2 separate regions of the Homo sapiens genome follow, and region 2 is linked to region 1. A link is a loop called in an ENCODE intact Hi-C map of the cell type or tissue named here. Cell type or tissue: natural killer cell. All regions are shown on one strand. Links, peaks and the distances in the headings refer to the core of each region. The heading gives the core; the rest is flanking DNA.

The links. Peaks named below come from ENCODE experiments on the same cell type or tissue, not always from the same donor. Only the 100,000 strongest peaks of a DNase experiment are listed, where the experiment ranks them.
Region 2: it touches region 1 in a loop (6-fold over the local background); 13 of 110 quality-filtered maps call a loop at or near these places.

Annotation. Positions count from the first base shown.
Region 1 is chr9:76,573,196-76,581,141 of GRCh38, forward strand. No RefSeq gene overlaps it. Among named protein-coding and RNA genes, the nearest start is that of GCNT1, 120 kb to the left of the region's middle. In natural killer cell, for the core only: no CTCF peak of the experiment used is centred there; DNase peaks (open chromatin) are centred at 3,336, 4,266 and 4,746; H3K4me3 peaks cover 401 bases; H3K27ac peaks cover 2,166 bases.
Region 2 is chr9:76,653,585-76,659,927 of GRCh38, forward strand. It overlaps PRUNE2 (prune homolog 2 with BCH domain), which reads right to left. Exons shown (of 19, transcript NM_015225.3): 10 at 1,839-1,918. LOC105376095 (a long non-coding RNA gene) reads left to right here. Exons shown (of 12, transcript XR_007061586.1): 11 at 101-3,181. Among named protein-coding and RNA genes, the nearest start is that of PCA3, 110 kb to the right of the region's middle. In natural killer cell, for the core only: no CTCF peak of the experiment used is centred there; a DNase peak (open chromatin) is centred at 1,877; H3K27ac peaks cover 1,715 bases.

The sequences.
Region 1 (7,946 bases), core at 1,425-6,424:
ATTCAATTTTCCCATGACTGCTGATTGTTCACTTTGATCATTGGTTAAGGTGCTGTCTGCTTTTCTTCTCCATTAGGAAGTTACTATTTTTCCTGCTATCATTAATACATATTTTATGCAGGAGGTTCTATGTAAATATTCCATTCGTCCTCAAACCTTCCATTTATCCATATACTAACATTATTAGGACTCATAGTTTTCTACTTTATTTAAGGAGTTATAATCCATTACAACAGTGATTCATTTTGATGATGAAGCTGGTTTCTGTGTCCTTTTGATATATCTCTATCATTTCCTTGCTTTCTGACACAAGGTTCATACTCAAGTTTCCTACCTCAGTCCTGGAATCAGGACTTGAATCCTGGAATCCTTGAAATCTCTCCAAGAAGCCCTGGTTTCTTTTAGTGGAGAATGGTATCTAGAAGAGGAAATCTGGGCTGTGTTTATTGCTAAGAGAGATTCTCTTAGTAGACAGAGTTGGAGGATGTATGTAAGTATATAGCTGCATAAAAATATATGAAAGTATATACATACATACACACAAACACACATATACATTGTCATCTGTATTTTTTAATCTATCTATATTGAAAACTGTAAGTGCACCCCAATAGTTTTCTTTTTTCCACATCTGTGACTCTGAACTCCAACAGTTAAGAAATCTGGCTCCCATTATCCTTAAGTCTCCTTATTTGCTCAATCCCCCTGTAGGAAGCCAGTCTCCTATCAGAGCCACTGTCCCCCTTACCCCTCACACACCCTCCTTACCCTGTCCTTGCTCTGACCTGCCACCACCACCCCTCAGAAACTGCCCTTACCCTGCTTTGACTCGGTCCATGACATGCTGCTGACCCCGCATGGACATCATCCTCACCCCATCAGGGTTCTGGTTCCCTACCCAAGGGCTATGTGCCATGCAGTTCCCCTCCTTGGCCCCTTGGGCTGTGACTCCCTACACAAGGCACTCCCGGCTGTGGCGGTGTCATCCTTACCCAGCAGGGTCTCCAGGTCCCCATACCAGTTTGCGGGCATCTTCCTTGGACTCTACACCTATGCTAGGCTGTCTCTCCATGGGGCTTCCCTCCTCGTCGTGCTGGGGTTCCCACCCCCACTACAGGCACCCCTCTTAGCTGGAAGCCCTTCTTGTCTACTTAGGCTCTCTGATATACCAGGCTGTCCTCAATCATGAATACCCTCCTCACCCTGTTCAGGGGAGACACCTATGCTGGGCCATCACCCCTACTTCAGAGTAACCAACTTTCTCTGCCCTGCTGAATGACATTAGGACTGAATTCTTCCAGTAGAAAAGGGAAGAAGACAAGGAGAAAGAGGAAAAGAAACATGATGTTTCTTCTGAGCCCTAAATCATCACCACGACCAACCCTGAGTCAGCACTTAAGTTGACAGGAGAGTTGGCTTCTGATCAAGTATATTTTGGTGGCCACCTCTGGGCAAGGAGCTAAAGGCCTAAGTAATAAAGATCCTCAGGAGACAGGGCCTCCAGCTAGAAGTGAGGAAGCCCGGAGTCCAGTCCTGACCCTACCTTTTCCAGCAGTATTGTTGTTCTACCTCCAGTCCTTTGTATTACGGGGTGATAAGGAAATACACTAATCAACAAATAAGATGCCTGATAAGACTACCTTTCTCCAAATATATAACGTTGTTGTGAAAAGGAAGCAAGATTAGGTGTTTTGAAATGTCTTGAAAACTTTAAATATCTAGGCAAATGTGACATTTTTATAAGAAAAATATTTTGTCAGGAAATATTAATGTAATGGGAATTTTTATTAGGGCAATCCTATTATCTTTATGACTTAAAAAATTGATGTGAATAGGCTGGGTGCAGTGGCTCATGCCCGTAATCCCAGCACTTTGGGAGGCTAAGGCGGGTGGATCACTTGAGCTCAGGAGTTTGAGACCAGCCTGGCCAACATGATGAAACCCCAGTCTCTACTAAAAATACAAAAATTAGCCAGGCATGGTGGCAGGCACTTGTAATCTCAGCTACTGGGGAGGCTGAGGCAGGAGAATCGCTTGAACCCAGGAGGTAGAGGTTTCAGTGAGCTGAGATCGCGCCACTGCACTCCAGCCTGGGCAACAGAGTGAGACTTTGTCTGAAAAATAAATAAATAAAAAAATAGGCCGAGTGCGGTGGCTCACACCTGTAATCCCAACACTTTTGGAGGCCAAGGCAGGCGGATCACGAGGTCAGGAGATCCAGACCATCCTGGCTAACATGGTGAAACCCTGTCTCTACTAAAAATACAAAAAATTAGCCGGGCATGGTGGCGGGTGCCTGTAGTCCCAGCTACTCAGGAGGCTGAGACAGGAGAATGGCGTGAACCTGGGTGGCGGAGCTTGCAGTGAGCCGAGATCACGCTACTGCACTCCAGCCTGGGTGACAGAGTGAGACTCCATCTCAAAATAAATAAACAAATAAATAAAAATAAAATAATTTGATGTGAATAAAATATATCCCAATACATAGAGCTGAAAATGTGTGCTGGGGAAATAATATATGGGATGCCTGGGTGGAGGTAGGGGCAGTACACAGCCATAACATGCTAGATCCTGTGAGACCAGAACCCAGTAAGCTGATGGGGAGTGTGTTGAAGAGCTTCCAATTTAACTCAATTTGCCTGTTTAGCTGATTTCACTACTGTGAACTTTGAAACAGCAAGATTCCTCCTATGATCATATCCCCACCTCCAAATTTACTTCTCTTTATTTCATCTGTAGAAATAACCTCTGGGTTCTGATACACTTAGGAGCTTCTAGGGCTTCCCTTATCTTTACTGTCTACTGTCTAGATATGTATGGAATCTAGTTGAACTATCCCCTGTGTCAGTAAAAGAAGCTAACTAAATGGTATCTCTGGGTCTGAAGATTTCTTGATTCCTACGGCTTTCATTTACGCAAAAGGAAAGAACTTGATTTTTTTTCTGTATATTATGAATAAAATCTCATTTTTGGCGCTTTTATGAGATACTCTAATACATATTTAAATTGCTTTTCATTTATTCTTGGATTCTAGAATAATACGTTAGTAAGTACAAAACCAAACCAACAAAGAACCTCAAAACTACTAGCCCTACACTGATTACACATAAAGACTGGACTCTAACATTGCTCTGTGTTCTAAGGGGCCTGGGCTTCATTTTTAAGATTCAAGAAAAAAAGCACAAAAAGGAACCCAGCCCTTTCAAAAGAAGAAATGAGGATGAAGGTGGGGGAAGGCAGAGTTAAGCTAAATCTCCGTGCTAGAGAAAGAGCGTGTGTATTACAAGGAAGTGGTCTGTTCTAGCAGGCAGTTGGGCGATGAGGTTGAGGGAGGTGGAACAGTTGACTCATGGCTCCGTCTTGCATTTGGTTTGCTGCTAAGAGCCTTTAAAATTCTTAACTATTTCTGGGGGCTTTCTTAGCTCAGTAGTCACTGAGAGAAATGAGCTGAGCTAAGGAGTGCAAGGGGAAACAGGCTCCCTGAAGGGTGACCCAGAGGGTGTCGCTTTCTGGGCACTGGTTTTAACTGGATTGGATGACATTTGGGGATTAAGTCAGTCTCCTGGATATCTCATTATTCATCCATTTGTTCCTTTTGGAAATAGTTATTGCATACATAGGGTTTTCAGATGATTTAAACCAAAACACCAGACTCACAAAAAATTTATAGACAAAAATAATCATATTCCATTGATATGGAAAACTTATTGATGATCAGTTAAAGATGGTGGTTTCAACATCTATGTTTATCTCTGTTCTCTCCAAACATTCCAATAAAATGAAAATGGATGATTTTTTTTTTTTTTTTTTTTTTTTTTGAGACGGAGTCTCACTCTGTCGCCTAGGCTGGAGTGCAGTGGTGCAGTCTTGGCTCACTGCAAGCTCCGCCTCCCGGGTTCACGCCATTCTCCTGCGTCAGCCTCCCGAGTAGGTGGGACTACAGGCGCCCGCCACCACGCCCGGCTAATTTTTTGTATTTTTAGTAGAGACGGGGTTTCACTGTGTTAGCTGGGATGGTCTCGATCTCCTGACCTCGTGATCCGCCCGCCTCAGCCTCCCAAAGTGCTGGGGTTACAGGCGCAAGCCACCGTGCCTGGCCGATTTTTTTTTTTTTAAGGCACAAACCCATAAGGACAAAGAGACTTGGAGTGGAGGAAACACCAAGGAAAAATGGAAAGATGGAAAGCTGACGGATGAGTGTGAGCTGACCCAGCAGATTCGGTGAGGCCAACACCTAAGCTGGCAGTGAGGGAAAGTGAGTCATCCATCCTATTTGCACCACAGAACCACAAAAATGCTCAGAAATTGGGGCCACCAGGAATTTCTAAAATGAGGGTAAATGGGAAAACAGAGTCAGTCAAAAGTCTTTTTAAGAAGCAGTTAGGCCGGGCGCAGTGGCTCACGCCTGTAATCCCAGCACTTTGGGAAGCCGAGGCGGGCGGAACACGAGGTCAAGAGATGTGAAACCCCGTCTCTACTAAAAAAAAACTACAAAAAATTAGCTGGGCGTGGTGACGGGCGCCTGCTACTCAGGAGGCTGAGGCAGGAGAATGGTGTGAACCTGGGAGGTGGAGCTTGCAGTGAGCTGAGATCGCACCACTGCACTCCAGCCTGGGCGACAGAGCGAGACTCCGTCTCAAATAAATAAATAAAGAAGCAATTAGACTCCCAGCTTCCTTCTCAATGCCTTGCAGCAGAAGACCTGCCCCTCCCCTCACCTTTGCACTAGACTGGAAATTTAGTTTCTAGAGCTGTACTGCTCAATACGGCAGCCACTAAGTACATGTGGTTTCCGAACTCTTTAAGTCTGGTTATTCTAAATTGAAATGTGGGTTAAGTGTGAAATACATGCCAGATTCTGAAGGCTCGGTACAATTATAAAAGATTTTTAAAAACATTGATTATATGTTGTAGGCTGGGCTCAGTGGCTCACACCTGTAATCACAGCACTTTGGGAGGCTGAGGAGGATGGATCACTTGAGCCCAGAAGTTCAAGATCAGCCCGGGCAACATAGCAAAATCCCATCTCTACAAAAAATACAAAAATTAGCCAGGTATGGAGGCACATGTGTGTAGTCCCAGCAACTTGGGAAGCTGAGGCAGGAGAATCACCTGAGCCTGGGAAGGTCAAGATTGCGGTAAGCCATGGTAACATCACTGCACTCCAACCTGGGCAACAGGGCAAGACTCTTATCTCAATAAATAAGTAAATAATGGAAACATTGATTATATGTTGAAACAATAATATTTTTGATCAATGGGATTAAATAAAACACATTAAAATTAATTTCTCCTGTATATTTTTATTATTTTTTCATGTGACTGATAGAAAATCTAAAATGACTTCCGTGGCTCCCATGAGATTTCTGTTGGACAGCGCTGCTCCGGAGAGTATGAACCAATGGTGACTAGGGGACAAGGGGACAGCAGAGGAGTTTCCACACTGAGAATAGGTTGGTCAAGCAAAAGCTAAGATTAAAGAGAGCCCAGTCCTCTCTCTCACCCAGATCCCAGAGTGCTGGCAGCTAGTCTCCTAACCCACAAGTAGGAGATGGCAATATTCACTTCAGGGGAAGCTGACCAGCCTGAGGAAAGTTCTAAAGATGCAGAAGCAGACACCATCAGCCTTCTGCCCGTGTCCCTCTTAGCATCCACTTCTGCACCTAAAGATGGTTTCCTGCCAATTCCTGCAGCTTTCTTCAGGTGAACGCTTCTCTCAACCTGCAGACAGACCCAGCCAGAAGAGGCAGAGAATTCACAGGCTTCAAGGTGGTTGAGAAGGGCGTGGCTCTCTTGCTCTTCCATCAGGGAGAGGATCCTGAGGGGCGTGACCTACACTGACCCCCAGAGCCCCCCACAGAATTGAGCTCTGATTGTCCACCCATGCTGACTCCCTTCCCTTTCCTGCCACTTCTCCACCTCCCTACCAGGGTTTCCTGAGATGACCTCTGAAATAGATGACCTGAATGGGGCTCTCTGTTTCTACATCTGCTTTGAGGGAACCTCAGTCAAGACAAATTCTGATAGTTGGAGTTTCTCCAGGAAAACAGTCCAGCCATGTCATCCTAAAGGGAGGCCACCAGTGGATAAGCCTCATCTATACACAGAACTCTTTACTTTTATTTATTTATTTGTTTATTTATTTATTTATTTATTTATTTATTTTAAGACTGAGTCTCACTCTGTCGCCCAGGCTGGAGTGCAGTGGCACGATCTCGGCTCACTGCAACCTCTGACTCCCAGGTTCAAGCGATTCTCCTGCCTCAGCCTCCCAAGTAGCTGGGACTACAGGCACGTGCCACCATGCCTGGCTAATTTTTTGTGTTTTTAGTAGAGACGGGGTTTCACCGTGTTAGCCAGGATGTTCTCAATTTCCTGACCTTGTGATCTGCCCGCCTCGGCCTCCCAAAGTGCTGGGATTACAGGCATGAGTCACCGTGCCTGGCCTATTTTTTATTATTTTATATTATTTTATTTTATTTTATTTTTGAGATGGAGTCTCACTCTGTCACCCAGATGGGAGTGCAGTGGCATGATCTCAGCTCACTGCAACCTCCACTTGCTGGATTCAATTGATTCTAGTGCCTCAGTCTCCCAAGTAGCTGGAATTACAGGCAGGCACCACCATGCTCAACTCATTTTTGTGTTTTTAGTAGAGACGGGGTTTCACCATGTTGGTCAGGCTGATCTTGAACTTCTGACCTCAGGTGATCCACCCGCCTCGGCCTCCTAAAGTGCTGAGCCACCGCGCCTGGCCAGAGCTTTTTATTTTTTAATCTTTATTTTTTTATACTTGATCTTAGCCAAAAGGCTGAGAAGCGATTAATCTTTATTTTTTTAATCTTTATCTTTTCATCTGTATTGTATAATTGGTATCCAAAAAGCTGCACATATTAATATACACAATTTAGTGACTTTGCACATAAGGACTGTTAAAAGATAACTTTAGACAAATTAAATTTAACAGAGTTTAACTGAGCAAAGAACAATTTGAGAGTCGGGTACCCCACCCCCACCCATCAAACAGAATACCTTCAGAGCAACTCCAGGGCTGCTGCGTGGTTAAAGAGAATTTATGGACTGAAAAAGGAAAATAACAGACAAAAAACAGAAGTGAAGTACAGAAACGGCTGGATCGTTATAGCTCAGTGTTGGCCTCGTTTGAACACAGTTTGCACAGTCGACCGCCTGAGTGGCTGAAGTATAGCTATTGTTACAAGAGTAGGGTGCAGTCTGTTTCCACATCTGGTTAGGTTGCAGTTGACTAAGTATGGAGAAGCCTTTAGGCTGACTTAAAATACGTAAGGAGGCAGCTTTAGGCTAAACTTAATTTAGCAGTACTTACTGTTAATTACAGGCACTGTCTTACAGAGCAGATCTCTGGAACTTACTCACTTTTGTATCACTGTAAGTTTATACCCATTGAACAACAACTCCCCATCTTGCCCTTCCCTACCCCCTAGCAACCACCATTCTATTGTCTACCTCAATACCTTTGATTATTTTAGGTGCCTCAGATAAGAGAGATCACACAATATTTGTCCTTCTATGACTGACTTATTTCATTTAATAGAATGTCTCCCTGGTCCATCCATGTTATTACAATAGTAGGATTTTCTTCTTTGTTAAAGCTAAATAATGTTCCATTGTATGTATGTACTACATTTTCTTTCTCCATTTGTCCGTTGATGGATATTTGGGTTGCTTCCATATTTAGGCTACTGTGAATAATGCTTCAATGAACATAGGATTGCAGATATCTTTTCCAGATCCTGATTTCAGTTTTTTCAGATGTATACCAGAAGCAAGATTGCTGGGTCACATGGTAGTCCTGTTTCTAATTTTCTGAGGAAACTCTATACTCTTTCCCATAGCAGCTGTACCATGTTACATTTCCAGGAACAGTACGTAACGGTTCCCTTTTCTCTACATCCTCTCAGACACTG
Region 2 (6,343 bases), core at 1-5,000, 79 kb after region 1:
CCAACTATATTTTCTAATCGTTTGTGTTGACTTTGCTCCTATGGAATGTACGTTAAGAACTTTGTCATGTTCACAGACACTCCCAAAATACTTCTTTTAGGTCCTGACAACTCTGTATATGATCTTCAGTGCCCTTTACCTGGCCGAAGTATCCTCCCAGGTAACATTCTTTGAACTCACCCAAGCAGTCACCAGCTCTTATGCCAATCTCGCTTGACATTGGTTCCCATAACATAAGTGACAATCTTATGTGTAGGCTCCCTCCTCTCATTGTAGTATGCATCTTCCCGCTCAGCTGCCTTTCATTTAATAGAAGCAGAGCTGGAGAAGTCATTTTTTAACCAAGCTTAAACTAACAAAACAAAGGTAGAGACATACCCTACTGTAGTATAATAAGAAATGTATTTGGTCTTTGGCCCTGGTTCCAGGCACAGAGGTCTTAAAACCCTTGTCATTTCCTAAGGTGGATAGTGTCAGAATTGAATTATAGGACACCCAGTTGGTGTTCATTAGAAAATTGCTTGGTGTGTGGCAAACAAAACAAAACAAAACCCTACACATCTGGTCACAGAAGTGTTCAGTGTGAGAGCAGAGTAGGAGAAAACAGTTTGTTGCCTTCACCTAAAACCAGAAATGACAGGATTCCTAAGCACGAAATATTTTGAAGACCATTTGGCATACCCTTCAACTCTGGAATTCTGGCTCTGGCCTTGTCCTGGAGAAATTGGCACTGTTCCCCTGTCAGTCATTAAGCTTTTTCTTTTCTGAATGGAACATCACCCAAACTCTGTTCTAGGTAATGGTTTTATGTATTACTTGAAAAAGGTTTCTATTGACAAGTAAGTTTCAACACTGAGTTTCTATATTTCAGGAATTTGCAGAGCAGTGATGTCCCAAAGAATTCTTTGTGATGATGAAAAGGTTCTATATTTGGCTATTGAGCACTTGAAATGAGGCTAGTGCAACTGAAGAAGAGCATTTTAAAAAATTGTTTTTAATTTTAATTAATTTAAATAGCCACATGTGACTAGCTGCTTACCATATCAGATAACCATAGCCTTAGTGCCTTTATCATTCAAAAGTACATTGTGAACTTGGAAGATTCAAATAAACATACTGTGGTTACCAAGCATATTTGGCCATAGAACATTTAGAAATAATTCTGTTACATGACTAGTATTTTGAAGAATGCATTTCAAATACTACGACAGAAAAGAAATGTAATTGCCTTCCTTCTTCCTACCACACTGTAGGCTTGGCTGAGAATACATGATTCAGGATCTTGGTATGATCCTGGAGTTGGTGTAATGCAAGAGAGTGACCCTGGAATACAGTGAGAGTCATATAAGTTGCAATTGAAAAATTAAATTCCTTTTTGTGTATGCCTTGGGTTGTAAACCCCTAAAATGTAGGGTAGTTGTTTTTTATTGTTGTTGTCTTGGTTTTGGTTTTGATAGTTAGGATACTGAGCATTCTTGATATCACATTTCCAATTTTAAACATTCTTACAATTATGTGTAAATGCGGAGAACTTAGACATTAGTCAGAATTTGGTACAATATACAGTAGCCAATTATCACAGGAACTGAAAACATTGGCAGATAAGGCTGTGGTCTAGGAGATAAAATGCAGCCCACACTAGCGAGCATCAGTATTCAAGCCAACTCTTAAATTAACCAAATGCAGCCTAACACCTTCATATCACACATTTCTTTTTTCCTCTCACTGTTATCACTGAAATCATAAGTTAGATGCACAGGAAATAATTCTTTCACTGAATAATGAAAACGTTGGGATACAGAATACCAACGAAGGAAATGAACAAATGCTGCTCTCACCAGGCCTCATGTCTGCAGCACTGGGACTCAGCACGCCCTCTTCAAAGGGGATGTCCATTCCTACATCCTCTGACAGTAGTCTGCAAAAAAAGCAAAGCAAAGCGCGTCAACAACAACTGTGTAAGACTTCATTTCTTTTGAAAAGGAAACCCACAGAGTCCAGGATAACATTTTCAACTCACTTAAAATAAACCATGTATGGGGACTGAATCCACTGTAAGTGGTCCCAAATTAAAGACTTTCTGCAGTTATGGTAAATGAGAAAAATGGACACCAATTTCACTTGCTTACATCAAGTCACTTCTGCTAGCTCACTTAATAAACACACACCAAGTGGGAAACTCAGAAATAGGAAATGCAAACAACTAATAAAATATACTTCGGGGACATTTAATATATATATATTTTTAACAACAGGGTCAATATATGTGCTTTGTACACATCTCTTACTCTGTAAATTTGAGTATTTTAATTAAATTCCCATGGACAGAGGGAGAGCATATTCTGTTGATCTCAGTTTTCATTTGTAAACTAGGGATATACACCTACTTCACCACGTTGTTTAAAGATTAAGCTACAAAAGTAAAGTGCCTAACACTCCTGAGCAGGCATAGACTGATGTTATTTTTCTTCCTTTTTTGAATATTTAAAGAGTCACTGTGAATATATGTTGGTGAAGATGGCTCTGGTCATGACTTCCCACCTCTTGTTTCTAATCAGTGCTGAGCCCACAACCATCTGTATTAGCACATTTGGTAAGAAGTGTAGGGAAACAGGAAATACCAAAGGCAATTGTGACGAATCTATATGTTCTTCTAAGAAGCTGACCACTGTTCACGATAAATTTCTCTTGATTTATTTTCATCCCTGGACCTTTGTTCAGTAAGACCCCATTTACCATAATATATATTTCTTCTCTGTGAGTTTCACGTAATTTCATTCACCTAGGGTGAGTCCTTATGATGTGGGCACTAACCTAATTTTAAACATGATAAACCTTTATGTTAAAGTTCTTAATTTAGTCCCCTTCTGCCTCTCTTACTGTACTTTGCACTATGTAACGCTGGATCTACCAAACCTTTGGAGTTTAATCTGCTTCTCCAGGATGCAAGTCAAATCCCCTACTGTCAATAAAGCACTATGATGAAAGAAAATAATCTGCACCCTTAGCGATTACTGCATTTGCTTCATTTATTCAACAAATATCTATTAAGTGTCTACTATGTGCCGAGGATATAGAGGAACAAAACAGACCCGTCTCATTCTCGTGGTGGAGTTGGGATGATGGAGCTAATACAATGACCCCTACCTTCAAAAACTCAGTGCTGCTCCCCTGGATAGAGGTAAGTGCCTGTGTACTTACCTACCAACTCCTGAGACCCCTTCAAAAGCTCAGCATCAGGGAGTTTCTTTGTCCACATTCTTCCTGTGGCTTTGACCCTGTGTGTTCTCTAAAACTAGACCTGTGCCCTGGTAGCAAAGGGGCATGCAAGAGGTTGGCATGTAAGACAGACAATAATGTATCAGCAGGAACAAGACAACCTGTGCCAAACAGAGATACACTATGATAGGTGGAATCAAACCACGTTATTCAGCAACAAAGATTGGGGAGGTATGCAAAGAGAAGATCTGCACCAGGCCCCAGTTTTGAAAGTCCTAGGACCTAGAGGGACAGATGTCTGGGTATCCCATGATCCTGCAGTTTTTGGAATTCCTTACAATGATCTTTGTCATTTTGTGTGTTCTCCTTGACATCAAACTTCTCGTACCTGTCAAGTAGCAAAATGCTGCTATTAAGAGCCACTGGGTTTAAATCTTAGTTCTACCACTTACTATGTTGGATTGAATTATTGAGCCTGAAATATTCTAAAGGCACATGTACATTATTTTTCTAGTTATCTGCCTAAGAGTCAACCTTGAACAAAAATAAAGATATCAGATTTCTATCTGCCTGACAGAGCACACAGGATGTGGGCCTTGGCATCAAAATAAATATGATGGTTTTAAAATAGATAGGATCAGCTTAAGTTTAATAGATTTTTTTAAACAATTGTGAATTATGGGCAACATCATGGAATAATTGCAGGAGTCCTGCCTGGATATGAGGTTTTAGTTCTGAGTTATAGTTCTGCTGCCAGTATCAACAAGCTGATTAACTCTGAGAAGATTAGTTGGCCATTTCTGTGATTTTAAAAGGGGATAATACCCAACATCACAGTGACTGTGGAGAATAAATACAATCCAAATAAAAGTACTCTGTAAGTCATAAAGCACTGTCTGAGTTTAAGGTATTACATACCCTCCACTTAAAACATAGTACAGGAGCAGTGGTTTAATTAAAGTATGTGTCATGGTTGGACAAATCATAATTAAGGTCACTATAATTTGGGCATTAGTCCAGGTAAAAGATAATCTTATTACTGCACAAATCTCCACAGAGCCTAGAAATGCTCCTCAACTCATTGATGTTAGAAAATAGAGCCTTTGCCTCTAAGTGCTCCTTTTCAACACAAAGCAGAGACCCTATGAAGAAGGCACAGATTTCTTCCCCCTGTGTTAGCATGCACCGGGGGAAGAAAAATGCTGAAGGCTGTGATCAGCGGATGACCCAAGGAGAGAGATTCACACAAACCCATGGATATTAAAGAAGGCTAGGCCGGGCGCAGTGGCTCACGCCTATAATCCCAGCACTTTGGGAGGCTGAGGCGGGTGGGTCACCTGATATTGGGAGTTCAAGAACACCCTGACCAAGATGGAGAAACCCCATCTCTACTAAAAATACAAAATTAGCTGGGTGTGGTGGCGCATGCCTGTAATCCCAGCTACTCGGGAGGCTGAGGCAGGAGAATTGCTTAAACCTGGGAGGCAGAGGTTGTGGTGAGCTGAGATGGTGCCATTGCACTCCAGCCTGGGCAAAAAGAGCAAAACTCCGTCCCACTCCCCCCCAAAAAGAAGGCTATAGGGACATGTTAGAAAACCCCTGGGACAGAGGGAAAGCTGAGCCAGAATAGCCTAGAAGCAAATCTAAGAGAAACCCAAGTCACGCTCTTTGTAAATACTTCAACCACATTCATACATTAAGCCCATAAACATTTGCAGAAATGAAGTGGCCAAACAGCAGTTGTTGACTAAGCAGGACAGCAGTTTTGTGATCAGTAACTGAAGCCTCTCAAGATCTGTTAGGTAACAAACCAGTCCAGTGTAAAGGTCTGTATTTTACTTTATCTATCTGTAGCCTCTACTTAATTTTGAGTTTCTTTATACAGAATGGAGCTAACCAAGAGGTTGAGGGAGTTGTAAACACAAGTCAGGCTGTACTATGGCTGAAACAGCTACATGTCTCCATCTAGAGGATGTATTAAAACTGCTTCATGGTTTCTTTGCTGGATGGTACTGTGACATTAACACCATGTGTGTTAGAAGATCAATGTATTATGACATATTGATCTTCACCAAGTATTTCTGGCTCTCTGCCTTTTGAGTGCATGGTAGTATTGCACTTTCCTGTCCCCTTTGAAGTTAGGGTAGCCACATGACTTGCTTTGGCTAATGAAGAAAGAGTGGAAGGGAGAGATGTCGCTTCTGAGCAGAAGGCTTAGGAGCAAGCGTGTGAGGAGCCACATCCTCTTCCCACATAGGTGGCTGTGGAGGGGCTCGGCCAGGCTGTGTCCCGAGTGCCTCTGATGAGCAGAGGCCTCGATGAAAGCTTGCTGGAAATGTAAACAAGAAATGAACTTTTGTTGTGTTTTGCCCTGAGATATTGTAGTTATTTGTTACCACATTACGATCTAGCCCATTCTTACTATATAGCTGGCCTTTATTGTTTCAAAGGGAATATTTGACTTATGCTATGCTCAAAAATTTATTTCCTGATTTGGGTAACCAATTTTCCACATTCTTAGCCCAGATTCATATTGACAGTAAATATCTTTACGTCTGGATTGCTAAAGCATCAAAGCATATAGGAACAAAAAGCTTGAAAAGACACTGAATGCTTTTAAATATTCTATAAGACTGAGTATTAATATATCACCTTTAGGGTTTTTGTCATAGCCTTTAATCACTTGCCAATTTACTTAACATTTTCTTTAGATTGACTTATTTTATTAAGGTTATTTTGAGAGGAATGTTTGTATCACTAGTGTACAGGTTGAGTATCCCTTATCCAAAATGCTTGGGACCAGAAGTATTTAAACCTTCCGACTTTTTTGGATTTTGGAATATTTGCATTATATACTACAAGTTGAGAATCCCTACTCTGACGATCTGAAATCTGAAATGCTCCAATGAGCATTTCCTCTGAGTGTTGTGTCAGCACTGAAGAACATGAATTTTGGAGCATTTTAGATTTCAGACTAGGGATACTCAACCATTATATGTAAACTTAAATCACTCACGTAAAATAAATGGTGAGTGATTTAAGTTACATAAAATAAATAACATATATAGAAAAAATTAAATATAATAAAAATAAAATAATACTATTAAATTTAAGTTAGAAACCC